Linked DNA regions of Homo sapiens: all the other regions are linked to region 1. The links are chromatin contacts, found by Hi-C or POLR2A ChIA-PET in ENCODE. All regions are on one chromosome and are shown on one strand. Each heading gives the region's core, a stretch centred on a gene start or an enhancer-like site at or near the end of the contact. The rest is flanking DNA. Distances are from core to core; before and after follow the strand shown.

Evidence for each region. A loop is a pair of places that touch in the nucleus more often than their neighbours do. ChIA-PET counts read pairs that join two places held with the same protein, here RNA polymerase II (POLR2A). Pooled maps may share reads with other maps.
Region 2: a loop to region 1 is called in a pooled map, with 7 times the contacts of the local background. The contact joins the promoter of SIX5 here to the promoter of GSK3A in region 1. A Hi-C loop is called at or near these places in 1 of 50 pooled maps. POLR2A ChIA-PET finds 5 or more read pairs at or near these places in 3 of 52 experiments (BJ, HCT116 and WTC11).
Region 3: a map of CD8-positive, alpha-beta T cell shows a loop between it and region 1 (22-fold over the local background). The contact joins the promoter of SYMPK here to the promoter of GSK3A in region 1. A Hi-C loop is called at or near these places in 2 of 168 maps with a recorded cell type or tissue (B cell and CD8-positive, alpha-beta T cell) and 4 of 50 pooled maps.
Region 4: a pooled map shows a loop between it and region 1 (19-fold over the local background). The contact joins the promoter of IRF2BP1 here to the promoter of GSK3A in region 1. A Hi-C loop is called at or near these places in 6 of 50 pooled maps. POLR2A ChIA-PET finds 5 or more read pairs at or near these places in 2 of 52 experiments (WTC11 and naive thymus-derived CD4-positive, alpha-beta T cell).

What each region holds. Positions count from the first base shown.
Region 1 is chr19:42,237,645-42,244,753 of GRCh38, reverse strand. It overlaps GSK3A (glycogen synthase kinase 3 alpha), which reads left to right and starts at 2,152. Exons shown (of 11, transcript NM_019884.3): 1 at 2,152-2,571; 2 at 4,612-4,799. The coding sequence starts at 2,289. RefSeq lists enhancers at 411-470, 73-866, 1,481-1,530, 867-1,661, 1,591-1,800 and silencers at 2,091-2,300, 2,331-2,610.
Region 2 is chr19:45,767,365-45,773,585 of GRCh38, reverse strand. SIX5 (SIX homeobox 5) reads left to right here and starts at 4,334. Exons shown (of 3, transcript NM_175875.5): 1 at 4,334-5,544. The coding sequence starts at 4,742. It overlaps DMPK (DM1 protein kinase), which reads left to right. Exons shown (of 15, transcript NM_004409.5): 10 at 834-945; 11 at 1,658-1,815; 12 at 1,921-2,018; 13 at 2,190-2,236; 14 at 2,526-2,615; 15 at 2,946-3,869. The coding sequence ends at 3,098. It overlaps DM1-AS (DM1 locus antisense RNA), which reads right to left and starts at 5,790. Exons shown (of 2, transcript NR_147193.1): 1 at 5,455-5,790; 2 at 1,703-2,096. RefSeq lists enhancers at 1,438-1,995, 2,995-3,074, 3,515-3,624, 3,785-3,864, 5,356-5,915 and 1 more and silencers at 3,195-3,354, 3,879-4,063, 3,915-4,454, 4,815-5,034, 5,485-5,614 and 1 more.
Region 3 is chr19:45,861,841-45,868,441 of GRCh38, reverse strand. It overlaps SYMPK (symplekin scaffold protein), which reads left to right and starts at 5,295. Exons shown (of 27, transcript NM_004819.3): 1 at 5,295-5,384. It overlaps FOXA3 (forkhead box A3), which reads right to left and starts at 4,116. Exons shown (of 2, transcript NM_004497.3): 1 at 3,917-4,116. The coding sequence starts at 3,985. RefSeq lists a silencer at 3,921-4,330 and enhancers at 4,971-5,380, 5,632-6,270.
Region 4 is chr19:45,882,288-45,889,263 of GRCh38, reverse strand. It overlaps IRF2BP1 (interferon regulatory factor 2 binding protein 1), which reads left to right and starts at 3,123. Exons shown (of 1, transcript NM_015649.3): 1 at 3,123-5,656. The coding sequence starts at 3,490. The coding sequence ends at 5,244. RefSeq lists enhancers at 2,299-2,348, 2,409-2,648, 2,799-2,948, 5,158-5,709, 5,942-6,041 and 3 more, silencers at 3,109-3,588, 3,629-3,868 and a cis regulatory region at 6,311-6,324.

The sequences.
Region 1 (7,109 bases), core at 903-3,402:
ATTGCAGTCAGGAACAAACTGAGTGGACAGGACTTTCTTCTGGTTTCAGAAAGGACAGGACAGTTAGTATAAGCACAAGCTCGGATTAACGTGAAGTCCAGAGACTCCATTTCCCACCATTCCAGGATGCGGGAGGGGCTGAGAACGCTTTCATTCTACTTCTAAGTATTTCCGGGGGAGGAAGAGACACATACAGACACAGGAACTCTGTTTCCCAGCGCCTTTTGGGGGCTACTCTCCTTCGGGTATTAATCGATAAATAGGACGACTCACTGAGTACACAAAACCTGAGGCAGCTGGCTTCCTTATTTTTGGCTTTCCGGGATCTTGTAATTTAGGAAGCGGAGGATGCAAAACACAAGAGTGGGAGGCCCGGTGCCGTGGCTCAAGCCTGAAATACCAGCACGTTGGAGGCTGAGGTAGAATCGCTTGAGCCCAGGAATTGGAGACCAGCCTGGGCAACATGGCGAAGCCCACCCCGCTACCCCCCACCACCCCAAAAAACAAACCAAACCAAATTAGCTGGGCGTGATGGTGCACGCCTGTAGTCCCACCTACATGGGAGGCTTAGGTGGGGGGATTGCTTGAGCCTGGGAGTTAGAGGCTGCAGTGACCTGTGATTGCGCCACTGCCCGCCAGCCTGGGCGGCAGAGCGAGACCCTGTCTCAAAACAAACCAAAAACTGAAAACTGAATGGTGGTTCAAGACAGGATTTTTTTTTTTTTGAGACGGAGTCTCACTCTTTTCGCCCAGACTGGAGTGCAGTGGCGCGATCTCGGCTCACTGCAACCTATGCCTCCCGGGTTCAAGCGATTCTCCTGCTTCAGCCTCCTGAGTAGCTGGTATTACAGGCGCCCGCCACCACACCCGGCTAATTTTTGTACTTTTAGTAGAGACGGGGGTTTCGCTATGTTGGCCAGGCTGGTCTCGAACTCCTGACCTCGGATGATCCGCCAGCCTCGGCCTCCCAAAGTGCTAGGATTACAGGCGTGAGCTACTGGCGCCCAGCCTGAGCCACAGCGCCAGGCCCAGAAATGACATTTCCGTCTTTTTAATGCTCCATTCAGCTTCCTGGTGCGAACCACATTGCTAGGAAAAGCTAGACTGTATCCGAAGACTAGTTAGTGTTCTGAGAAACCGCCGGGAACTTTGTTTCCCGAATCTTTGCAGAGTTGCGGTTAGAGAGGGGACATTTTTTCTTTCCTGATCTATGGTCACCTGGAACTTAAAGGTGCTTGGATCCATTTTCCAGCAGTCCTTGATCGACCTCGGCTCTTTCTTAAAGAAGGACCTGGGGGCGAGGAAGGAGGCGCTGAAACACTTTTAAGTCTCTCCAGGGAACTGCCGCAGTCTCTAACCTTTCGTTCACACGCCCCTGATGGTGGCCATTGGACTTCGCTTCCCGGCAAGCCTCCGCAGACTGGCCTCACAGAGGGTCAGGTCTGGACTATTCCCCAGCATGCTTGGAGCTCATGGGCGATCCCGCCCCCTCAGTCAATGGGGAGGATACGTCGAACTCCATTTCCCAGAACACACCAGGGCTCGCTGTGGCAACTGCACTGAGGCCTTGGTGCTGACTACACTTCCCGGCAGGGACTGCGGCCCAGCGTACCTGGAAAGAGGAGCGCGTAAACCTACTCCATTTCCTCGCCCATCTCCGGAACTGCAGTATCCACCTGGGGCTTAAAAACCACCTGAGACTCCATTTCCCGGCGTGCTTTAAAAATCGCTTTACACCTGCAATGCGGTGAGGGCGTGGCGACGACTCCATTTCCCGGCTTGCCTCACGGCCCGAGACCCGCAGGTTCACGCGGGCCGACTCAATTTCCCAGAGCGCACCGAGCTCTGGGAGGCATACACAGCTAATAGACTGAGTGAGTGGACTCCGTTTCCCAGCGTGCATCAGGCTCTCTGCTTCCTAAAGTGCTTCAGGGCTCCCCGTCGTACAGTCGGCTGACAGATTACCCTGGACTCCATTTCCCGACGTACAGCGTGACCCGTCATTCCCGCCCATCATTCCCGCGGTCTACTCTGAGGCTTTTGTGGACTTCATTTCCCGGCGTGCCACGCGGCTCTCTGTGCGGGCCGAGGGCGGTGACGGCGGCGCGGACGACAGCCGGACTGCATCTCCCGGCGTGCCCCGCGGCGGGCGCTGGGCCGGAGCCGGAGCCCAAGCCAGAGCGGCGCGGCCTGGAAGAGGCCAGGGCCCGGGGGAGGCGGCGGCAGCGGCGGCGGCTGGGGCAGCCCGGGCAGCCCGAGCCCCGCAGCCTGGGCCTGTGCTCGGCGCCATGAGCGGCGGCGGGCCTTCGGGAGGCGGCCCTGGGGGCTCGGGCAGGGCGCGGACTAGCTCGTTCGCGGAGCCCGGCGGCGGAGGCGGAGGAGGCGGCGGCGGCCCCGGAGGCTCGGCCTCCGGCCCAGGCGGCACCGGCGGCGGAAAGGCATCTGTCGGGGCCATGGGTGGGGGCGTCGGGGCCTCGAGCTCCGGGGGTGGACCCGGCGGCAGCGGCGGAGGAGGCAGCGGAGGCCCCGGCGCAGGCACTAGCTTCCCGCCGCCCGGGGTGAAGCTGGGCCGTGAGTACTAGTGGCGCCCGTGTAGGGTGGTGATTAGGGTTCCCAAAGCTCCTCAGACATCCATCAGATTCTTTCATGTGCTTAGATAGGAGCTCGAGGTCACTGTGCCTCCCCATACCGGGGATCCGAGCCCTCTTCCTCCCAGGAAAAGGAGTCTTGGGGTTACCATCTCTTGGAGATCAGAATTACTCGTGGATCAGAATTACTAACACTTAAAGAAACGGGTTACAAGTCTCTGTTCTTCCATTATTGAGGTCTTGGGTCCTTGAGCCTTAAGAACAGGTATCTGATGTTGCTATTCATTATAATATTGGATCAGAGGTCACAGTCGCTTGCAAATGGGGATCTAGGGTTATTGTCTCCTAAGAGAACAAGAATAAGACCAACCCCGAAAAAGAGGGATCTGCATTCCCTGTCCTTCAGAAGATGGGGATTTGGAGCGAATATCACTTAGAAGCAGGGCTTTGAGGTTACTGTGTTTTGTCCCCAAAGAATAGGGCCAGGCTTTCCAAACCTGGTACTCAGATCATCTTCCCTATTAAAACCAAGACCTGGCATCATTACCCACCCTAAATCTTGTTGAGCTGTACTGCCAATGGTGAGAATTAATAGTTACTGCCTTTTAGATATAAAGACATTGGGAGTCAGCATATCCTTCAAACCAAGTCCATAGTCCATGTTTTAAAATACATGGCTTGGTGTGTCTCCTTTAACAAAAATGGAATGGAGCAGGGTAGGTCACAGTTTCCTACAGAATATGGATCTAAGGTTATACTTTTTTAATAATTGTTCTAAGGTATGGTGTCATTGGCTCTGAAAAAAAAAAGTGATGTAGGGTTATCTCCCTCTGAAAGAACTTGTCACTGGCCCCTCAAAATGGATTTGGTGGCCGGGCGCGGTGGCTCACGCCTGTAATCCCAGCACTTTGGGAGGCTGAGGTGGGCGGATCACCTGCGGTCAGGAGTTCGAGACCAGCCTGGCCAACTGGTGGAACCCTGTCTCTACTAAAAATATAAAAAATTAGCTGGGCGTGGTGGCGGGCGCCTGTAATCCCAGCTTCTCGGGAGGCTGAGGCAGGAGAATCGCTTGAACCCAGCAGGCGGAGGTTGCAGTGAGTCGAGATCGTGCCACTGCACTCCAGCTGGGCAACGAGAGCGAAACTGTGTCTCAAAAAAAAAAACAAAAAAATGGATTTGGTTCATCAGTTACTCAAAGGGGTCACTATCCTCTAAGAATGGCACCAAGGTTTGCCACCATTTGAATAATGGGAATTGGGAATTATAGCTTTCCTTCAAAGGACTGAGGCTGGAATAGCTCCTTGATAATAAAGGTCAGGTTCATCATTATCATAATTTGGTGCTTGTCCATTAGGGACCACCCACATATAGTGAGGGGTCTGGGTCTCTGGACCACTCAGATGAAGAGGTCAGGTCAGTGTTTTTTTCTAACCTCAAAGTACCAAAAAGTGAGGGTCAGGGCACTGGCACTTATAGCAGGAGAGGACATTCATTTCTGTCACCAAGAACCAGTAAAGTTACCAGCTCTACAGGGGAGGACTTAGAGGTCAGTATCCTCTAGGCTGTGAGAGAGGTTAGTGCTTTCCTAAAGTAGGAGTACCTCAGGGTTACTGCTCCCTGAAGTGGAAGAGGCTCGGTCAAGCTTTCTCCAAATAGGAGGGGCCAGAGGGCAGTAGATCCAGAGTAGATGGAGTCAACATCTGATGTCTCCCAGTACCAAGATGGACCAGTGATCTGTTGCTTCCTAGAAGTAGAAATTTGGGGTTGCCAACCCTTGAAGCAGAGAGATTTAGGTATCAATATCCTCCTATGTGGAGGGGAGCAGGACTTAAGATTCCCAGAAAGGAAGAGGGGAAAAGTCACTGGGAAGGTCCCAGCATCCACCTTTCCTCAAAGAGGAGGAGGGGACAAAGAGGTCCCCAACGAGCTTCCTGCAGAGATTTCCCTTCCTCCCACAGCCCCAGGATAGGGTGATGCGCAGGCAGGATGGGTCAGTGGATCGTGTATCCCCTTTGTTCCCCAGGTGACAGCGGGAAGGTGACCACAGTCGTAGCCACTCTAGGCCAAGGCCCAGAGCGCTCCCAAGAAGTGGCTTACACGGACATCAAAGTGATTGGCAATGGCTCATTTGGGGTCGTGTACCAGGCACGGCTGGCAGAGACCAGGGAACTAGTCGCCATCAAGAAGGTTCTCCAGGACAAGAGGTTCAAGGTAGCTTGGGCGGGATGGGGACAGGGAGGTTTGGGGACTGGGTGTGACTGGTGGGAGAACCTGAGCCAGAGAGCTGGAGGCTTGGGTTTCAGAGCCATGGGCCAGAAGAGAAGGGGGAAAAGAGGAAATGAGACCTGTGAAAGATGGGAAATGTGGATCCCAGGAGAGCCCAGAGCTTTTACTGGGCATTTGCTCAATGTAAGTGCTTAATAAGCAAATTCTTGTTTAATTTACATAAAGATTCTCTGAGGGTAGGTACTGTGGTTATACCCATTCTAAGTGTAAGCTAAGTTTAAAAGCAGGGAAACAAACTCAGGTAAGAGGATTGCCTGAGGTCATAGAGCAAGTGCCCCAGTCAAGGCTGGAATCTGATTCCCAAACCCTCTACCTTAACCATTTGGTTACACTTCTTCCCAGGAGAGAAAGGGACCTGGCAGGGCTAGCGCGGGTGGTTCTGAAGGTCGCGCTCTTCCCAGGTGTTTGGCCAGCGCAGAATGGAATGGAGGTGCCCTGTGAGCTAGGAGAGGCTCAGGGAACTAGAAGGAGATGGAGGAAGTGGAAGTTGAGGAATAATTGGTGTTTAAGGGCCTGGCATTTGGAGCTTAGACTAGTCTGGATGTAGGAGAACTGAGCCTAGACTGGAAAGGAACCAGACCAGGGCCTCGGTCTTGGCAGGGAGGGCCCTTGGGCAGGAGGAGCTCCAGGGTGTCAGAATTTGATTGGAGTTGAGTTCCAGAAGTAAGAGGGATGTAGGGGCAGGGAGTTCCTAGGCCTCACTGAGGAATAGAGAATGGGGAAGAATGCTGAGACCGCATTCTGGGAAAAGTCCAATGCCTGGAGTCTGGGACTCAGGATCCTAGATAGAGTTCGAGGACCCAGATGCTTCCACGGGACCAGAGTGAGCTGGATGGCCACTACCTGTCTGTTGTTGCTTGTGCCAGGTAGGGGGGCAAGCCTCATGTGCCCATGCCTGATTTTTTTTTTTTGAGATGGAGTCTTACTCTGTCACCCAGGCTGGAGTGCAGTGGCACGATCTTGGCCCGCTACAACCTCTGCCTCCCAGGTTCAAGCGATTCTTGTGCCTCAACCACCTGAGTAGCTGGGATTGCAGGCATGGGCCACTATGCCTGGCTAATTTTTTTTTTTTGTATTTTTAGTAGAGACAGGGTTTTGCCATGTTGGCCAGGCTGGTCTCGAACTCCTGACCTCAAGTAATCCGCCCCCACCTCGACCTCCCAAAGTGCTGGTATTACAGGCATGAGCCAGCATACCTAGCCCTGATTTTTCAAGACAAACTGAAAACTGGATTTAGATGTGAAATCTTTTTTTTTTTTTTTTTTTTTTTTTTGAGACGGAGTCTCATGCTGTCACCCAGGCTGGAGTGTGGTGGCGTGATCTCGGGTCACTGCAACCTCCGCCTGCCGGGTTCAAGCGATTCTTCTGCCTCAGCCTCCCTAGTAGCTGGGACTACAGGCGTGTGCCACCACTCTCGGCTAATTTTTTGTATTTCTAGTAGGGACGGGGTTTCACCGAGTTAGCCAGGATGGTCTCTATTTTTTTTTTTTTTTTTTTAAGACAGAATCTCGTTCTGTCACTAAGGCTGGAGTGCAGTGGTGTGATGTCGGCTCACTGCAACCTCTGCCTCCTGGGTTCAAGCGCTGCAACCTCTGCCTCCTGGGTTCAAGCAATTCTTGTACCTCATCCACCTGAGTAGTTGGAATCACAGGCGTGCGCCACCATGCCCAGCTAATTTTTTTGTATTTTTAGTAGAGATGGGGTTTTGCCACGTTGGCCAGGCTGGTCTCGAACTCCTGGCCTCAAGTGATTTCCCTGCCTTGGCCTCCCAAAGTGCTGGGATTACAGGGGTGAGCCACCATGCCCAGCTGTTTTTTATTTTATTTTTATTTTAAGGCTGGGTATGGTAGCTCATGCCTGTAATCCTTGAACTTGGAGAGCCCGAGGCAGGAGGATTGCCTGAGACTAGGAGTTCAAAACCAACCTGGCCAACATAGCCAGGTTCTTTTAAAAATAATAATAATAATAAATTTTATCTTATTTATTTATTTATTATTATTATTTTTTGAGACAGAGTCTGTCGCCCAGGCTGGAGTGCAGTGGCGCGATCTCAGCTCACTGCAAGCTCCGCCTCCTGGGTTCACGCCATTCTCCTGCCTCAGCCTCCCGAGTAGCTGGGACTACAGGTGCCTGCCACCATGCTTGGCTAATTTTTTTTGTATTTTTAGTAGAGACAGGGTTTCACCGTGTTAACCAGGATGGTCTCAATCTCCTGACTTCGTGATCCACCCACCT
Region 2 (6,221 bases), core at 3,085-5,584, 3.5 Mb before region 1:
CTCGTGAGCTCACCAGATGGCAGTGGTCCCTGGCTCACACGTGTACTGACACATGTTTAAATAGTGGAGAACAGGTGTTTTTTTGGTTTGTTTTTTTCCCCTTCCTCATGCTACTTTGTCTAAGAGAACAGTTGGTTTTCTAGTCAGCTTTTATTACTGGACAACATTACACATACTATACCTTATCATTAATGAACTCCAGCTTGATTCTGAACCGCTGCGGGGCCTGAACGGTGGGTCAGGATTGAACCCATCCTCTATTAGAACCCAGGCGCATGTCCAGGATAGCTAGGTCCTGAGCCGTGTTCCCACAGGAGGGACTGCTGGGTTGGAGGGGACAGCCACTTCATACCCCAGGGAGGAGCTGTCCCCTTCCCACAGCTGAGTGGGGTGTGCTGACCTCAAGTTGCCATCTTGGGGTCCCATGCCCAGTCTTAGGACCACATCTGTGGAGGTGGCCAGAGCCAAGCAGTCTCCCCATCAGGTCGGCCTCCCTGTCCTGAGGCCCTGAGAAGAGGGGTCTGCAGCGGTCACATGTCAAGGGAGGAGATGAGCTGACCCTAGAACATGGGGGTCTGGACCCCAAGTCCCTGCAGAAGGTTTAGAAAGAGCAGCTCCCAGGGGCCCAAGGCCAGGAGAGGGGCAGGGCTTTTCCTAAGCAGAGGAGGGGCTATTGGCCTACCTGGGACTCTGTTCTCTTCGCTCTGCTGCTCCCCTTCCTCAAATCAGGAGGTCTTGGAAGCAGCTGCCCCTACCCACAGGCCAGAAGTTCTGGTTCTCCACCAGAGAATCAGCATTCTGTCTCCCTCCCCACTCCCTCCTCCTCTCCCCAGGGACAGTGAGGTCCCAGGCCCCACACCCATGGAACTGGAGGCCGAGCAGCTGCTTGAGCCACACGTGCAAGCGCCCAGCCTGGAGCCCTCGGTGTCCCCACAGGATGAAACAGTAAGTTGGTGGAGGGGAGGGGGTCCGTCAGGGACAATTGGGAGAGAAAAGGTGAGGGCTTCCCGGGTGGCGTGCACTGTAGAGCCCTCTAGGGACTTCCTGAACAGAAGCAGACAGAAACCACGGAGAGACGAGGTTACTTCAGACATGGGACGGTCTCTGTAGTTACAGTGGGGCATTAAGTAAGGGTGTGTGTGTTGCTGGGGATCTGAGAAGTCGATCTTTGAGCTGAGCGCTGGTGAAGGAGAAACAAGCCATGGAAGGAAAGGTGCCAAGTGGTCAGGCGAGAGCCTCCAGGGCAAAGGCCTTGGGCAGGTGGGAATCCTGATTTGTTCCTGAAAGGTAGTTTGGCTGAATCATTCCTGAGAAGGCTGGAGAGGCCAGCAGGAAACAAAACCCAGCAAGGCCTTTTGTCGTGAGGGCATTAGGGAGCTGGAGGGATTTTGAGCAGCAGAGGGACATAGGTTGTGTTAGTGTTTGAGCACCAGCCCTCTGGTCCCTGTGTAGATTTAGAGGACCAGACTCAGGGATGGGGCTGAGGGAGGTAGGGAAGGGAGGGGGCTTGGATCATTGCAGGAGCTATGGGGATTCCAGAAATGTTGAGGGGACGGAGGAGTAGGGGATAAACAAGGATTCCTAGCCTGGAACCAGTGCCCAAGTCCTGAGTCTTCCAGGAGCCACAGGCAGCCTTAAGCCTGGTCCCCATACACAGGCTGAAGTGGCAGTTCCAGCGGCTGTCCCTGCGGCAGAGGCTGAGGCCGAGGTGACGCTGCGGGAGCTCCAGGAAGCCCTGGAGGAGGAGGTGCTCACCCGGCAGAGCCTGAGCCGGGAGATGGAGGCCATCCGCACGGACAACCAGAACTTCGCCAGGTCGGGATCGGGGCCGGGGCCGGGGCCGGGATGCGGGCCGGTGGCAACCCTTGGCATCCCCTCTCGTCCGGCCCGGACGGACTCACCGTCCTTACCTCCCCACAGTCAACTACGCGAGGCAGAGGCTCGGAACCGGGACCTAGAGGCACACGTCCGGCAGTTGCAGGAGCGGATGGAGTTGCTGCAGGCAGAGGGAGCCACAGGTGAGTCCCTCATGTGTCCCCTTCCCCGGAGGACCGGGAGGAGGTGGGCCGTCTGCTCCGCGGGGCGTGTATAGACACCTGGAGGAGGGAAGGGACCCACGCTGGGGCACGCCGCGCCACCGCCCTCCTTCGCCCCTCCACGCGCCCTATGCCTCTTTCTTCTCCTTCCAGCTGTCACGGGGGTCCCCAGTCCCCGGGCCACGGATCCACCTTCCCATGTAAGACCCCTCTCTTTCCCCTGCCTCAGACCTGCTGCCCATTCTGCAGATCCCCTCCCTGGCTCCTGGTCTCCCCGTCCAGATATAGGGCTCACCCTACGTCTTTGCGACTTTAGAGGGCAGAAGCCCTTTATTCAGCCCCAGATCTCCCTCCGTTCAGGCCTCACCAGATTCCCTCCGGGATCTCCCTAGATAACCTCCCCAACCTCGATTCCCCTCGCTGTCTCTCGCCCCACCGCTGAGGGCTGGGCTGGGCTCCGATCGGGTCACCTGTCCCTTCTCTCTCCAGCTAGATGGCCCCCCGGCCGTGGCTGTGGGCCAGTGCCCGCTGGTGGGGCCAGGCCCCATGCACCGCCGCCACCTGCTGCTCCCTGCCAGGGTACGTCCGGCTGCCCACGCCCCCCTCCGCCGTCGCGCCCCGCGCTCCACCCGCCCCTTGCCACCCGCTTAGCTGCGCATTTGCGGGGCTGGGCCCACGGCAGGAGGGCGGATCTTCGGGCAGCCAATCAACACAGGCCGCTAGGAAGCAGCCAATGACGAGTTCGGACGGGATTCGAGGCGTGCGAGTGGACTAACAACAGCTGTAGGCTGTTGGGGCGGGGGCGGGGCGCAGGGAAGAGTGCGGGCCCACCTATGGGCGTAGGCGGGGCGAGTCCCAGGAGCCAATCAGAGGCCCATGCCGGGTGTTGACCTCGCCCTCTCCCCGCAGGTCCCTAGGCCTGGCCTATCGGAGGCGCTTTCCCTGCTCCTGTTCGCCGTTGTTCTGTCTCGTGCCGCCGCCCTGGGCTGCATTGGGTTGGTGGCCCACGCCGGCCAACTCACCGCAGTCTGGCGCCGCCCAGGAGCCGCCCGCGCTCCCTGAACCCTAGAACTGTCTTCGACTCCGGGGCCCCGTTGGAAGACTGAGTGCCCGGGGCACGGCACAGAAGCCGCGCCCACCGCCTGCCAGTTCACAACCGCTCCGAGCGTGGGTCTCCGCCCAGCTCCAGTCCTGTGATCCGGGCCCGCCCCCTAGCGGCCGGGGAGGGAGGGGCCGGGTCCGCGGCCGGCGAACGGGGCTCGAAGGGTCCTTGTAGCCGGGAATGCTGCTGCTGCTGCTGCTGCTGCTGCTGCTGCTGCTGCTGCTGCTGCTGCTGCTGCTGCTGGGGGGATCACAGACCATTTCTTTCTTTCGGCCAGGCTGAGGCCCTGACGTGGATGGGCAAACTGCAGGCCTGGGAAGGCAGCAAGCCGGGCCGTCCGTGTTCCATCCTCCACGCACCCCCACCTATCGTTGGTTCGCAAAGTGCAAAGCTTTCTTGTGCATGACGCCCTGCTCTGGGGAGCGTCTGGCGCGATCTCTGCCTGCTTACTCGGGAAATTTGCTTTTGCCAAACCCGCTTTTTCGGGGATCCCGCGCCCCCCTCCTCACTTGCGCTGCTCTCGGAGCCCCAGCCGGCTCCGCCCGCTTCGGCGGTTTGGATATTTATTGACCTCGTCCTCCGACTCGCTGACAGGCTACAGGACCCCCAACAACCCCAATCCACGTTTTGGATGCACTGAGACCCCGACATTCCTCGGTATTTATTGTCTGTCCCCACCTAGGACCCCCACCCCCGACCCTCGCGAATAAAAGGCCCTCCATCTGCCCAAAGCTCTGGACTCCACAGTGTCCGCGGTTTGCGTTGTGGGCCGGAGGCTCCGCAGCGGGCCAATCCGGAGGCGTGTGGAGGCGGCCGAAGGTCTGGGAGGAGCTAGCGGGATGCGAAGCGGCCGAATCAGGGTTGGGGGAGGAAAAGCCACGGGGCGGGGCTTTGGCGTCCGGCCAATAGGAGGGCGAGCGGGCCACCCGGAGGCACCGCCCCCGCCCAGCTGTGGCCCAGCTGTGCCACCGAGCGTCGAGAAGAGGGGGCTGGGCTGGCAGCGCGCGCGGCCATCCTCCTTCCACTGCGCCTGCGCACGCCACGCGCATCCGCTCCTGGGACGCAAGCTCGAGAAAAGTTGCTGCAAACTTTCTAGCCCGTTCCCCGCCCCTCCTCCCGGCCAGACCCGCCCCCCCTGCGGAGCCGGGAATTCCGAGGGGCGGAGCGCAGGCCGAGATGGGGAATGTGGGGGCCTGCAGAGGACCCTGGAGACGGAGGCGTGCAGAAGCTCAGTCTCGGGGCGGAGGCTTCGCGCCCTTAGTCCTCCTGGACGGCCCGTTACCTTCTGCGTTGTCCCGATGGGGAAACTGAGGCCCTGAGCCAGAAGCACACGCTGGGGGGAGGCAGAAAGCGCGGCCAGAGGCGGAGGGAAAACAAAGGGAGAATCACAGACAGACGGGAGGGGGACGGACACACACAAGGGGACAGAGACCCGAGTGGAGAGCTGGATCTCGCCTTCCCGGCGTGGGGCGCAGGGTCGGCCAGAAAGAAGATCGAGAAGAGCGGGGAGTGGGGGCGAAAAGGGGGGACAGGTGGGGGAGGAGGCTGGGGAAAGCCCGAGGGAGGAAGAGAGGGAGGGAGGAACTTCCCAAAGTTGCAAAACATGGCTACCTTGCCTGCGGAGCCGAGCGCGGGGCCGGCGGCTGGGGGGGAGGCGGTGGCGGCGGCGGCGGCGACCGAAGAGGAGGAGGAGGAAGCGCGCCAGCTCTTGCAGACTTTGCAGGCGGCCGAGGGTGAGGCGGCGGCGGCGGCCGGGGCCGGGGCGGGCGCAGCGGCTGCGGGAGCTGAGGGCCCGGGATCCCCGGGCGTCCCCGGGTCGCCCCCCGAGGCCGCTTCCGAACCGCCCACGGGCCTCCGCTTCTCGCCCGAGCAGGTGGCGTGCGTCTGCGAGGCGCTGCTCCAGGCGGGCCACGCCGGCCGCTTGAGCCGCTTCCTGGGCGCACTGCCCCCGGCCGAGCGCCTACGTGGCAGCGACCCGGTGTTGCGCGCGCGGGCCCTGGTGGCCTTCCAGCGGGGCGAGTACGCCGAGCTCTACCGGCTACTCGAGAGCCGCCCCTTCCCCGCCGCCCACCACGCCTTCCTGCAGGACCTCTACCTGCGCGCGCGCTACCATGAGGCCGAGCGGGCCCGCGGCCGCGCGCTTGGCGCAGTGGACAAGTATCGACTGCGCAAGAAGTTCCCGCTGCCCAAGACCATCTGGGACGGCGAGGAGACAGTCTACTGCTTCAAGGAGCGCTCCCGCGCAGCGCTCAAGGCCTGCTACCGCGGCAACCGCTACCCCACGCCGGACGAGAAGCGCCGCCTGGCCACACTCACCGGCCTGTCGCTCACGCAGGTCAGCAACTGGTTCAAGAACCGGCGACAGCGCGACCGGACCGGGGCCGGAGGCGGCGCGCCCTGCAAGAGGTGAGGGGCCTCGGGCGGCGCAAGTCCAGCTCTCCCGGGGACATCCCGTCCACCAGCCCTCTTCCCCCGTGCCCACTGCTGGGGCCGGCGCGCCGAGGTCCTCGGACATCTCCCGGGACCAGCTCACAATCTCAGGCGCCCGCGGGGCGCGGGGACTAAGTGTGGACGGGACAGGCACCCGCCCGGGCCCTCTCCCCGCACGCGTCTCCTCTTCCAGCGGCTCCATTCCGAGCTCCTTCCCAAATCCCATCGGTGTTGGGGAATCACACTGCGGGGGGCACTAGAGGGACTGAGGAAAAAGGACAGGGCCTGTGGCCACTCCACTCCGCGTAGGGGCTGCCTCCCAGCCCCCTTTCTTCACTGACCGTTACTCTTACCCACCCGCCCCCACACTCCCTCCGGGCCCGGACGGCGTGGTCCGTCTTCTGCCTTTGTTGTGAAACGTGAACCTTTCCCAGCTCCGGTTTCCCTGTAACCCAAACCCTTCTCCTCCCACCCTGAGCGCCGGCCTCTCCCTTCTCTGACGCCCCGCGGGGAGGGCACCGGGAACTGGGCTGGCGGCTGCTGCTCCCTCTCTCCAGGCCACTCGCCCGCTTTCCGCCCAACCAAGGAACTTTTAGGGCAACCTGGGAGCTCAGCCTCTGGGGACCCGAGGCCGAGGTGGGGGAGAGCAAGGG
Region 3 (6,601 bases), core at 4,046-6,545, 3.6 Mb before region 1:
CACTCAGCTAGTTTTTGTATTTTTAGTAAAGACAGGGTTTCACCATGTTGGTCAGGCTAGTCTCGAACTCCTGACCTCAGGTGATCCTCCTGCCTCGGCCTCCCAAAGTGTTGGGATTATAGCCATGAGCCACCATGTCTGGCCCTACCACTGTAAGCTTCTGCAGGTCACAAGGTCCGGAGAAACGAGTCTGGCCAGGGTGGCTTAGGGAATCAGAGAGTGGAGGCAACCAACTCAACCCTAAGTCTGAGTTCCAGTCGAGAAATCCTCTGCTCTTTCCTTTTCATGTCTCTCCAAGGAACTCTTTCATCATGTCTCTTTGAATCTCTGTTGGCTATTTTTGCCGTTGTGTTACCCGTCTCAGTACTAGTACCCATATTCCCCTCTCCCATCTCCCTCCCCACCCCCGCATTGTTTTCCCTTCTGTCTCCACCCTAACCTCTTTTGCTCTTCCTGCCCACCCTCGACCCCTCCCGAGTCCTCTCCCATCTTTCTTTCCCCTCCATCTCGGCCCCTGTCTCTCTCTCCATCCTTCCATCTCTTTCTCCCTTCCTGGGCACTCTCTCTCACTATCCGACTCTACCCCACTCCCCTCCCAACCCCAACTCCCACCTTTCTTCCTCCTTCAGCCCATCTTCTTGTCTTTTTTTTTTTTTTTTTTTGAGATAGAGTCTCACTCTGTCACCCAGGCTGGAGTGCAGTGGCTCCATCTCGGCTCACTGCAACCTCCGCCTCCTGGGTTCAAGCAATTCTCCTGTCTCAGCCTCCCAAGTAACTGGGATTATAGGCATGCACCACCATGCCCAGCTAAGTTTTGTATTTTTAGTAGAGATGGGGTTTCACCATGTTGGCCAGCCTGGTCTTGAACTCCTGACCTCAAGTGATCCACCCTCTTCGGCCTCCCAAAGTGCTGGGATTACAGTCATGAGCTACCATGACGAGCCACCATCTTCCTATCAATCTATCTATCCATCCATCCATGCATCTATCTATCTATCTATCTATCTATCTATCTATCTATCTATCTCCCTCCCTTCAACAAATCCATTCCCCCTCACCCCAAGTCTTACAGTGAAATTGCAGCCACAGTTACTCCCTTCCCCCATGCAGGCTCTCCCGCTGGTTGGTGGCTTCGGGTCCCCTCCCCAGAAAAAGAAAAGGGATGAGGTGAGAAGGTGATGGATTAGAGGGGTCCACAGAGTTTCCAAATCCCCCTATACCTCCACCCCCCATTTCTGCAACCCAGTCAGGCTCTCTGGTATTGCAGAGTAAGACAGACAGGGACCCCAGGGCCCTCCTTTCTGGCTCCCCACCCACCCGGAAGTCCTCCTTGAGGTCCGACCTCAAGCACTCCAGCTGCCCTAATCCACCCTAGGCTTTCCCACGCCCCGGGGCTGGGATGAACCCCTGGTGTCCGGGTCTGAGCCGGATCTCCCCTGACAGGGTGGGGCTGAGATTGGGGGGAAGCCCTTGGGGGACCCGCACCCCCACACCAGGAGACTGGAATTTCTCCTCTTTCATTTCCTTATTGTCTCTGGAGAAGGGTGTGACAGGGAGCAGAGGAAGGCAGTGTGAAGCCAGAAGCCAAGTTTCTAGTCCCAGACCCAACCCAGGACCCCAGTGTTCTGCGTGCGGGGCTTCAGAGTTAACCACCTCTAAAACAGGGGAGCAGCTGGACCAGCTGATCTGCAAGAACCTGAGGCCAACAGGGATATCCCAGGATGGTAACTTTCCAAGTTCTTTCCAGACAGCAAGCTGCCCTGAGTGTTAACGTCACCCCAAGCGGGAGGGTGCTATGGGCAAGAAGTGGTTTGGGGACCCTCTCAGCTCTCAGTTGCTGGCTGAGTGTAGGTATTTCTCTCCCCATTGTTCTGACCCAAGGGGAAGAGGTGGGCTTATCTGATGGGAAGGCTGGGGAGAGCCTCAGACAGTATCACCCAACCATTTCCATTCCTCCAAATACTGACTCTCCCAAAATATGCCCTGAAATGCTGATTACCTCCAGACTGTCCCTCTACTATTATTATTTTTTGAGATAGGGTCTCATTCTGTCACCCAGGCTGGAGTGCCGTGATACGATCACAGCTCCCGGCAGCTCGAACTCCCAGCCTCAAGTGATCCTCCCACCTCAGCCTCCCAACCAAGTAGCTTAGACTACAGGCATGCCTGACTAATTAAAAAAAAATTTTTTTTTTAAAGACAAGGTCTCCCTATGTTGCCCAGGCTGGCCTCAAACTCCTGGGCTCAAGAGATCCTCCCACTTCGACCTCCCAAAGTGCTGGGATTACAAGTGTGAGCCACTGTGCCGGCTTTCCTTCAATTTCTGACACAATTTCCATACAAATTGTCCCCTAAACTTGGATCTATTCAGACTGTGCCCCAAATATCAACTCCTCCTGCCTAGACCCCCATCATTTACTTAAGATGTGCCCCCAAAACAACTGTAGTTGGTTTGTACAATTGGTCTGTAGGTGGTTCCCTTAAATCAGGTCCCCAGACTGAGTTCTGCAGAGGTCCAGCTGGGATCACCCCCACTACCTGGAACCCTCCATTTCCCACCTGGGTCTCTGCCTTCCGCATCTCACAACTGATACCTCCAGCCACCCTGCCTCCACCTCTCAACACTCCCAGTCCCTTTCCCTGTTGGCCCTGCCCCACCCCACGTGCACCTCACACCTCCCCAAACCCAGGACTGGCCCTTCCCAGGCACCTTGCCCAGCCCTGAAGGCCTGGGGATCCAGGAGTCCCACCCTACAGTTTCGAGCCCCAGACCCAAGACTCAGGCACACTGGGGCCCCCGCAGTCACCAGATCTTGACTCCTTGGAGAACCTAGCCATTCCTGCCCCACACCCCACCTCAAGCCCACAGTCCCCTTCCAGGTTAGAAGTCCAAGTGTCCAGACCCCCATAATTCTCAGACCAAGAACCCAACCCCCAGCCCCAACAACCTCACAACGTTGATTACAGAGTGAGGTAGCTAAGGTGTAGGGGTCGTTGCAGCAAGACGAATGGGGGTCAGACTTGAGGAAGGACTTTCTGTCTGTCCAGGTGAGGGGATTAGAATATGCCGCCACCCCCCACTCCAGGGAAGCCTTGTCTGAGGTGAGACTGGATGGGAATTTTAGCAATAGCTGGAGGTTGCTGGACTGGCGGGGAGCAGGGGAAGGTGCACAATCTAAAACTCTCCATCTTCCGACTTGGGGAGTCCCTGCGGAGGGTCATGGGTAGGGATGGGGGGGTGGAGATCGGCCCCTCTCCTGCCAATGCTGATGGCTACATCTTCTGCTCCCAGATGCCCAACTCTAAGCCACCTGTTATTTCAGACTCCAAAAACGAAGCTTCATCTCTGAGCACCCCCATCTCTGACCCCTGAGCACCAATCCCTATGTCTGACCCTACCTTAGATTACCAGCTGATCCTTAGCCCCGAACCCCGGTTCTTTAACACTGTGTGCTGGCCCTGAGCTCCCACCTCAGTCTTCCCCTTAATGGTGACTCCTCCTCCATCTTTTAGTCTTTCTTTCCCTCCAACTTTGAACCTCACATCCTGAAACCCCCTAGTCTGTCCCCTACCCTGGAACTCTGATTCCTATCTTTGGTTTGTACATATAAATCCCTTGCTTTTTGGGGCTCCAACACCCGGCTCCCAAGTTTAAGGTGTGACCCGACCCTTGGCTAAATTTTCCTGACTTCCATTTTTAAGCCCTGGCCGCGGCGAGGCTGCCCAAACAGCGCTCCCATCCATGCCTCGTCCCCGGTCCCCGACTTCCACACCTGGTCTCCGTGTTCCCAGTTCCTCAGCTGCCCAAGTAGACGCCTTTGCCTCCATTTGAACCCACAACCAGTCCCTGCTCCATGTGAGCCCACACCCCGATACCTGCCCCCAACTTCCCGCTCCGCCATCCCCGAGGACACACCTCGCCCGCCTCCGGGTAGTAGCTCCACTCGGCCAGGTCATGGGCCTCCATCTTCACTGAGCCCAGCATCCCCCGGGCTTACGCCCCCACCCGCCCCCGCTCCGGCCCCGGGGGAACGGAGCGCTCTGGATCTCTCAGCGGGCACGGCCCGAGCTCCCACCGGCGCCCGCCCGTCCGACCGCCCGGGGTACGGCTGTCCCGAGCGCCGCGGGAGGCGGCCACGCTTTATAGCCGGGACACCCCCGCCCTCGCCCGCCCCGGGCTCCCCTCCCGCCTCCCCGAGGGCGGCGCGCTCGGACTGGGGCGCCCCCTGCGGGATCGCCAGGAGACAGACCTCAGGCGCCGGGGGCCGCAGCCCCAGGACGCGACAGCTGGGGGTGATTCAGGAGTGAGGGAGCTGCCCGCAGCGACGCTGCAGATACCAAGGGCCCCGAGGTCAGAACTCTGGAGCCTTTCTACCTCAGGGGGCTTCATCATCTCGGCAGGAGAGGACGAAGAGCCAGAGCCCTGCATGACCGTGGCGGAAGAAAGGGGAATCAGAACGCTAGGGCCACTATGCGACTACAAGGACCCGTAAAAGGTCCCCGAAATCACATCCCCATTGGACAGACAGGAAGACTGAGGCTTCCGACGGCTAGAAATGCTTAACTTGGCCGGGCGCGGTGGCTCACGCCTGTAATTCCAGCACTGCAGGAGGCCGAGGCGGGCGGACGAATCACTTGAGGTCAGGAGTTTGAGACCAGCCTGGCCAACAGGGTGAAACCCCATCTCTATTAAAAATACAACAACTAGCTAGGCGTGATGGTGCGTGCCTGTTATCCCAGCTATTCGGGAGGCTGAGGCAGGAGAATCGTTTGAACCTAGGAAGCGGAGGTTGCAGTGAGCCGAGATCGCGCCACTGCAGTCCAGCCTGGGAGAGAGAGCGGGACTCCGTTTCCAAAAAAAAAGAAAGAAAGAAAAGAAAAGAAAAAGAAATGCTTCAGACTGTTGAAAGGGTCAAGAACAAAGATGGAGGGGATCGGGGCCTCTCCGCAGACCCCACTAGGGCAACAGACCACCTCCCCTCCAAGACCCAGGAGCTTCGCTGCCCGAACTCCGCACTCTCCAAGACCAGCCAGCCGTCCAGGGACTCAGCACCACTGAGAACTCCATTTCCCAGAATGCTCTAGCTCCCTTTCCGCCCGGTGCCTCCGAAGGGACTACATTTCCCAGAAGGCCTAGCCGGACCCAGAGCCGGAAATGAAGGGTCTGCTCGCCGTAGTATGGAGGCGGGCAGAATGCCGCTCGCACGGGACGAGGCATGGGCGGGGTCGGGCTGTGCTCTGGACTCCATTTCCCGGCGGCCCTGGGTGTGTGGCGCGTGCGCACCGTTCCCGGCGACGAACGGAAGATGGCGGCGGCGGCGGCGGCGGAGTGTAGGAAGAGGCACTGCTGAGGGGGCGCGAGGGGAACGGAGGCCAGAGCTGCGGTGAGCGGGAGGCGGCGTTTGGGCCCGGAGACGAAAGGAGGAGGCTCCTAAAGAAGCAGGGGCTCGGGCGGGGAGGGCATCGCCGTGGGGAGAGGGGAACAGTGGCTTTCGCGACCCATGTTTCTTCCCTTGCTCAGGACCCTTCCTTGGCTCCCTAGTGCCCTCGAGGCAAAGTTCCAACGTGGCCCCCCGGGCGCCACCGCCCCGCAGACCTCGCTTGCTTCGACTCGGCCTCTTTGCTTTTTCCCCCACCTCTAACAGCCGCCCTGGCCTTTCGGTTCCTTAAACTTGCCATGCGCTTTCCCGCTTCGGGGATTTTGCACAGGCTGTCCCTTCTGCCTGCAACATCCTTTTACCCATTCGGCTTGGCTAACTCCCATTTCATCCTTCGGGTCTCGGCACCAACGTCACTTCCTCTGCGAAGCCCTCCTTCCCTGCCCTCCATCCAGAAATCCGCCTGTTAAATGCTTTTGTCGGTCCGTGTTCCTTCATGTCACGTGTGGTCTAATTTGTTATCCGACTCTTATCTGTGTGCTGTTTTATGATGTCTATGACCGTGTGTTCCATGAAGGTAGGGACTAGGTTTGTCTCTGTCGCCACTGTGTTCTCAGCACAGCGCCAATCACGCCGGAGACGCCCAGCTAATGTTCGTTGAAGGAATAAAAGATACTCCTAGAGCCAGTTTGGGGAAACAGGGTAGTCATCAGATTCCTAGGTAGCAGTGGGGCAGGGTACCACTTCTTAACGAGTACATCGAGAGGGAAGGGGAAACAGTGATACTGTTCATCATAGCAAAAGGCTACACGCATCCCAAATGTTCTTAAATAAGAAGATTGGCTGAAAGAAACTATAATACATCCACATAAAAAATACTATGCAACTCTAAAAAGGAATGAGGTAGATAAAAGGAAATGATGAAAATCTCTATACACTGATATAGTGGCCTCCAACATATATTAAGGGAAAACAAGTGAAGTGGAGGTTGGTGTTTATTGTATATGCTTTTTCTTTTTTTTTTTTTTTGAGACAGGGTCTCACTCTGTCGCCCAGGCTGGCACGATCCCAGTTCACTGCAACCTCCACCTCCCTGGTTCAAGTGATTCTCCCACCCCAGCCTCTCGAGTAGCTGGGATTACAAACGTGCCCCACCACACCCAGGTAATTTTTATATTTTTAGTAGAGACGGGGTTTCTCTGTGTTGGCCAGGCTGGTCTTGA
Region 4 (6,976 bases), core at 1,874-4,373, 3.6 Mb before region 1:
CAAGTACTGGTGCTGCCCTGGCCAACTGTGTAACCATTGGCTTCCAGTGTCCTCATCTGTAGAATGGACATAAAGATGTCAGAGTCTTTCTTCCTATAATTAGATTATACTTTTCTTTTTTTTTTTTCTTTTTTTGAGGTAGAGTCTCCCTCTGTCGCCCAGGCTGGAGTGCAGTGGCGCGGTCTTGGCTCACTGCAACTTCTGCCTCTCGGGTTCAAGTGATTCTTCTGCCTCAGCCTCCCAAGTAGCCGGGACTACAGGCGTGTGCCACTACACCTGGCCAATTTTTGTATTTTTACTTATTTAGTTAGTTTTTTGTTTTTTTGTTGTTGTTTTTTGGTTTTTTTTGAGACGGAGTCTTGCATCTGTCCCCCAGGCTGGAGGTGCAGTGGTGTGAACTCATCTCCTGGGTTCATGGAATTCTCCTGCCTCAGCCTCCTGAGTAGCTGGGATTACAGGTGTGCGCCACCACACCTGGCTAATTTTTGTACTTTTTAGTAGAGATGGGGGTTTCACCGTGTTGGCCAGGCTGATCTCGAACCCCTGACCTCAAGTGATAGGGCTCCCAAAGTACTGGGATTATAGATGTGAGCCACTGCCACTGTCCGGCCTAATTTTATTTATTTATTTTTTTTTTATTTTTATTTTTTGAGATGGAGTCTCACTCTGTCGCCCAGGCTGGAGTGCAGTGGCTCGATCTTGGCTCACTGCAAGCTCCACCTTCCGGGTTCACACCATTCTCCTGCCTCAGCCTCCCGAGTAGCTGGGACTACAGGCGCCCACCACCACACCTGGCTAATTTTTTGTATTTTTAGTAGAGACGGGGTTTCACCGTGTTAGCCAGGATGGTCTCAATCTCCTGACTTTGTGATCTGCCTGCCTCGGCCTCCCAAAGTGCTGGGATTACAGGCGTGAGCCACCGCGCCCGGCCCCCTAATTTTTTAATTTTTAGTAGAGACAAGGTTTCACCATGTTGGCCAGTCTGGTCTCAAACTTCTGACCTCAAGTGATCCGCCCTCCTCGGCCTCCCAAAGTGCTGGAATTACAGGCATGAGCCACTATGGCCAGGAAAGCTTTTCCTGACACACATTCCCCACCGCAGTCATCACAAATTTTAGTTCATCATTTGAGTAAATTTACTATCTGCCTCCATCACCAGGCTGGGGCTTCTCAGGGGCAAGGCTTAAAGCCTGTCTCAGTCACTGCTATGTCCCCAGCATTGCCCAGCATGGAAGAGGGGTTGAATATTTGAATAACTGTCCAGCTTAAAAACAACTTCCATTTGTGGCACTTATTTTCTGTGCCAGGCACCAAGCTAAGCATTTATATGCATGTTTGCATTCAATCTGAAGGTACCCAAATAAAAGGAGACTGGAGGGGGTCTCCATTTTTTCCAAGAAGTTTAGAAACTGGCCCAAGGCCACAGCTGGTCAGAGGCCAATCCAGTCCACCTGAAGGCTGAATCTGGCCAGAAGCCTTAACTCCCATTAGTGTTTCGTAAATAATAGCCCAAAGGCAACTTTAAGTGACATATTAATGTCCTCTTGAATGAGTCGATAGTTTTCACTAATTTTTTTTAAGGTAACCACAGTACATGAAACCCATGATTGTGAACGTATTACCTAGGATGAGGCAAAAATAGATAAATCTTTTTATTTTTATTTATTTTTTTGAGACAGGATCTTGCTCTGTTGCCCAGGCTGGAGTGCAGTGACGCAATCATGGTTCACTGTAGCCTGTTATCTCCAGGCTCAAGCAATCCTCCCACTTCAGCCTGATAAATCTTTTTTTTAAGGGAGAAAAGTGTTCAAATACAGGTAGTAGACAAAATTGTGAAACCATTTTAAAATTGTGAGGTCTGGGTAACAGAATCAGAGCTGCTGCGGTTCCAGTGGGACGGGAGGAGAAGGGACAAGCAGCCCCTCACTAGACAAAACCAGGGCCAACTGGTACGTCATTCAAATATTTTTGAGCACCTAACACGGACCCAGGCCTAGAGAAAGGGGCTGTTGTGGGTTGGAACCTGGAGACCCGCCTCCGCCCTTCCCCAAAGACAGCCTCGTCCAGTTCCCAATGCCTGGGAAAGAAGAAGGGTCCTCACAGCCTGATTGGGCCTTCCAGGTAGTGAGCGCTCAAGGTTGGGGAAAGGTTGGTCTGGTGTTTGCCCTTCCCCAGCAACTCCCTCCTCTTGCCCGTCACTTCTTAACCCCTTACTCTTCCCTCAAACTGGGGAGCAACAGAAGATAAGGGTCCCCCAAACGCCACGCTCCGAATGCACGTAAAGAGCCCCCAGAAAAGTGGGGGGGCGGGGGGTAGCCGGGAAAGTAGCGTGAATCTGGAAGGCCTCCCCAAACCTCCCAGAGGGCGGAAGTGCGTCACTATGTCCGACCCGCAGTGCATTTTGGGAATTGTAGTGAAGCGGGTGGGGGACGCCGAGCCCCCGATGGTGTAACCCTTTAGAGACCAGAGCGCGCGGGCAGAGCTGGGACAGGGTTAGAGGGCGGCCAGTCGCCCCACTCTTTTAGCAGAGAAACAACTGAGACAAGGCTCTGGCTCGGAAGCCCTTAGTCCTCTCCCTTCTCTGGCTGTGGCGGGCCCCAGAAGCATATATCTAGGATTCCGGGGGGAGGACGAAGTGCCAGGTGGCCACCCCCACCCCCACCTAGTTGCCAGCTTCCCGTCCCTGCTCTGAAGCCAATCAGGGCTTCTCCGCCCCGCCCCAGAAGCTGCTACTTTCCTAATCCGTCATTGGCCCACCTTTGCTGGGCGGGGAAACTGAGGTTCAGAGAGGGCAAGACATTTTGCCTAAAGCTGCACAGCAAATCCGAGCAGAAGTTGGAAGCCCGGAAGCCTGTCCACCCACCCCCACAATTTCTGAATCCGGAGTAGCTCTGATCATTTGTATTGCATCCTCGCCTACCACCTTTGTGTCCCAGCATCTTGCGGCGCGCTGAACTCCGGCCCCACGGAGAAGGTTGTAAGGTTTGCGCCGGCAGAGGCGACAACCCCCCCAGCCCGCGTCTGCCCGCCGTTCCCTTTAAGAGCCGGCCCCGGCGGGACTACGTTTCCCAGAAGGCTTTGCAGGCGTGTTATGTAACTTTCCCTGCGAAGCGGCCTCTGGGGCAGAAGAAGGAGGTGGAGGCGGCGGCGGCCGTTGCAGCGGCGGCGGCGAGAGCGGCGGGAGCCCGAGGCGGCGGCGCTCGCGGCCCATCGTGGGGCCCGAGCTGTGCGCCTCGGCTCGGAGCCCGGACCGGGCGGGGGCGCCGACGTGCCTCAGCCTGCCTTCGCGAGGGAGGCGGGAGTGAGCAGAAAGGCTTAGGGCCCAGGGGGCGGGGAAGGGGGGCCGGGCCTGGATCCGGCGGGGAGGCCGAGCCGGAGGCCGGACCGTGGCTCGCGCTGTCCCCGGGACGCGGATCGAACGTTGGCGGCGCGGATCGCACGTCGGCGGCCGGTGGAACGCGGGAGCTGGGCGGCGCGCGGACTGGGGCCATGGCGTCTGTGCAGGCGTCCCGCCGCCAGTGGTGCTACCTGTGCGACCTGCCCAAGATGCCGTGGGCCATGGTGTGGGACTTCAGCGAGGCCGTGTGTCGCGGCTGCGTGAACTTCGAGGGCGCGGACCGCATCGAACTGCTCATCGATGCCGCCCGCCAGCTCAAGCGCAGCCACGTGCTCCCCGAGGGCCGCTCGCCCGGGCCCCCGGCCCTTAAGCACCCGGCCACCAAGGACCTGGCGGCGGCAGCCGCACAGGGGCCCCAGCTGCCGCCCCCGCAGGCCCAGCCCCAGCCGTCAGGGACCGGCGGCGGCGTGTCGGGCCAGGACCGCTATGACAGGGCCACATCATCAGGCCGCCTCCCCCTGCCCTCGCCCGCCCTGGAGTACACTCTGGGGTCCCGCCTGGCCAATGGGCTGGGCCGTGAGGAGGCCGTGGCTGAGGGGGCGCGAAGGGCCTTGCTTGGCTCCATGCCTGGCTTGATGCCCCCTGGGCTGCTGGCAGCTGCAGTGTCTGGCCTGGGAAGCCGAGGCCTGACGCTGGCACCCGGCTTGAGTCCTGCCCGTCCCCTCTTCGGCTCCGATTTCGAGAAAGAGAAGCAGCAGAGGAATGCGGACTGTCTGGCAGAACTGAACGAGGCCATGCGAGGCCGGGCAGAGGAATGGCACGGGCGCCCCAAAGCAGTGCGGGAACAGCTACTGGCGCTGTCCGCCTGCGCCCCGTTCAATGTGCGCTTCAAGAAGGATCACGGGCTGGTGGGGCGAGTGTTCGCCTTCGATGCTACTGCCCGTCCTCCAGGATACGAGTTCGAGCTGAAGCTCTTCACCGAATACCCCTGTGGTTCCGGCAATGTGTACGCCGGCGTCCTGGCAGTGGCTCGCCAGATGTTCCACGATGCTCTGCGGGAGCCGGGCAAGGCACTGGCTTCTTCGGGCTTCAAGTACCTCGAATATGAACGCCGGCATGGATCAGGAGAATGGCGGCAGCTGGGCGAGCTGCTTACCGACGGCGTCCGCAGCTTCCGCGAGCCAGCTCCCGCGGAGGCCCTGCCCCAGCAGTACCCAGAGCCGGCCCCTGCGGCTCTCTGTGGCCCACCCCCGCGAGCCCCATCCCGGAACCTGGCGCCCACGCCGCGCCGTCGCAAGGCATCCCCCGAGCCGGAGGGCGAGGCGGCTGGGAAGATGACCACCGAGGAGCAGCAGCAACGGCACTGGGTGGCACCCGGCGGCCCGTACTCCGCTGAGACCCCTGGTGTGCCCTCGCCCATTGCCGCCCTGAAGAATGTGGCCGAAGCCCTGGGCCACTCACCCAAGGACCCTGGCGGAGGCGGGGGGCCTGTGCGTGCAGGGGGCGCCAGCCCTGCAGCCTCCTCCACGGCCCAGCCGCCAACCCAGCATCGCCTTGTGGCCCGCAACGGCGAAGCAGAAGTCAGTCCCACAGCGGGGGCCGAAGCTGTCAGCGGGGGTGGCAGCGGCACTGGGGCGACCCCTGGGGCCCCCCTGTGCTGTACCCTGTGCAGGGAGCGGCTAGAAGACACCCACTTCGTCCAGTGCCCCTCGGTGCCCGGACACAAGTTCTGCTTTCCCTGCTCCCGGGAGTTCATCAAGGCGCAGGGCCCGGCCGGGGAGGTGTACTGCCCGAGCGGAGACAAGTGCCCGCTGGTCGGCTCCTCCGTGCCCTGGGCCTTCATGCAGGGCGAGATCGCCACCATCCTTGCTGGAGACATCAAAGTTAAGAAAGAACGGGACCCCTAGGCTACCACTGCCTCCAGGCTACTGCCCTCTGCCCCTTTGCCACCCACCGCTGCCGCGGATAAATTATTCCCTCCCCGACCCAGCCCAGTGCCACCTCTATCTGTGTACATACTCCCTTCTTCCACCCAGATGGGTCCCCTGGGGTAGATGCATTGTGGGTGGGGGGAGAAAGCTTGTGGCTCCTGTCCGAGGGGGTGTTTGGGGTCCCTTGGCCCCTCCAGTTTCCCTCTGTCCTCCTTGGCTTGGCTTTGCTGCTGCTTGTAGTTGGGGGAGAGGTGCCCCCCTCCTCCTTGAGAAGGGACCTCCTGAAAACTCGCTCTTTATAAACGAGGCAAAAGCATTTAATTCCCACCCCCCCACCCCCCGCTCCCTTCTGCTCCTTCAATAAACCGAAAGATGGGTTTTTTTTTTCCTTCTTGGTCCCTTAGTTGTGTGAGATGCTGCGCCCCCTTTGGGACTGAACTGGTCCTGCGAGGGCGAGGACGTTGCGCGGTAGCCTCCAGGTGGCGCCCTGCACCCAGGCGGTCCCGCCGGCCGACCTTCAACAAGTGCGACCCACTGGTCACGTTTCAGCCATCGGCCCGTTTTCCAGATAAAAGTACTGAGGCTCAGAGAGGGGATGGCTCCTGCAGGGGAGCCACAGACAGGCTTGGGAGTAGATTACCCTTCTGTAGCTGACCCATCCCCTATCTCTACCTGGAAGGTGGAGGACTCAGCGCCTACGTGGGGAGGGGAAAGAGGCAGCGGGAGGCTTCCTAGAAGACATGGGCAGTGGGTTCTTGCCGGGTAGAAGGGAGAATTTAGGGTAGACTGCTAGAGGGACTGCCCGAGGAAAGAGGAAATTTACCTCCACGGGGTAAACTAACAGGATGCCTAGAAACAACTTGGCTACTTCTTGCCTCTGGCGGTGCCCCAGAGGCGGACGTTTGGGAAGCCCCAGCTGGATTCCTCACCCTCGTCTTGGGAGACAAGCCCCTTTGGCGGCCACCCTAGAGAGCAGAGTGAAAGGCACTCGCTCCGCGGCTGCTTCTGATGTGCGCGGCCTTGTCCCGCACCTGTCCGGGTGGCTGATCATTAACCAGGACTTCCTGCTCGCTGGCGTCACGGGGCGGGGCCTGAGCGGGCTGCGGCAAAGCAGGGGTTAAGGGGAGGGGGCGGCCCCAAGAGCCCAGCCCCCACCCCTGCGGCCTCCCCGGCCAAGCTAAGGTGGAGATTCCGGGAAGGGGGAATGCGGGGCTCAGAGGCCCGCGGATGGACAGAGAGATAGGGAATGATTGTCCAACCACCACCCAGCACTGTCAGACAGCTCTGGGATCCAAGTTTGCCCCCAGATGTCCTCGGGAACCCAGGGTTCCCATCACCTGAATCTGGAGGCCCCTAAAGTCCTGACCCATCAGCTCGGTTACCCAGGGGTCCCACCCATACTTGCATACCTACATGTCCTAACTCCCAGATATTAGGGATCCTAGGGCTTCAACCTTCGCATCTGGAGGACCCTCTGTTCTTGGACTGAGGGGTCCCATCCTTCCCCACCCCCCAGCCGTCAGCTCTCAGGTGTTCTGCCACCCCTGGCACTGCCAGCCTGGGCTCAGGGCAGGGCTGGGAAAACCACCCCTGATTAAATACACCAGGTGATAAGCCTGGGGCAAGAGAGACCTGGATGGAGCTCCTGTGCCTGGGCTCCCCTCCCAGGCAAGCCTGTGGCTTCCCCTGACCCAGCTCTGCAGACCCA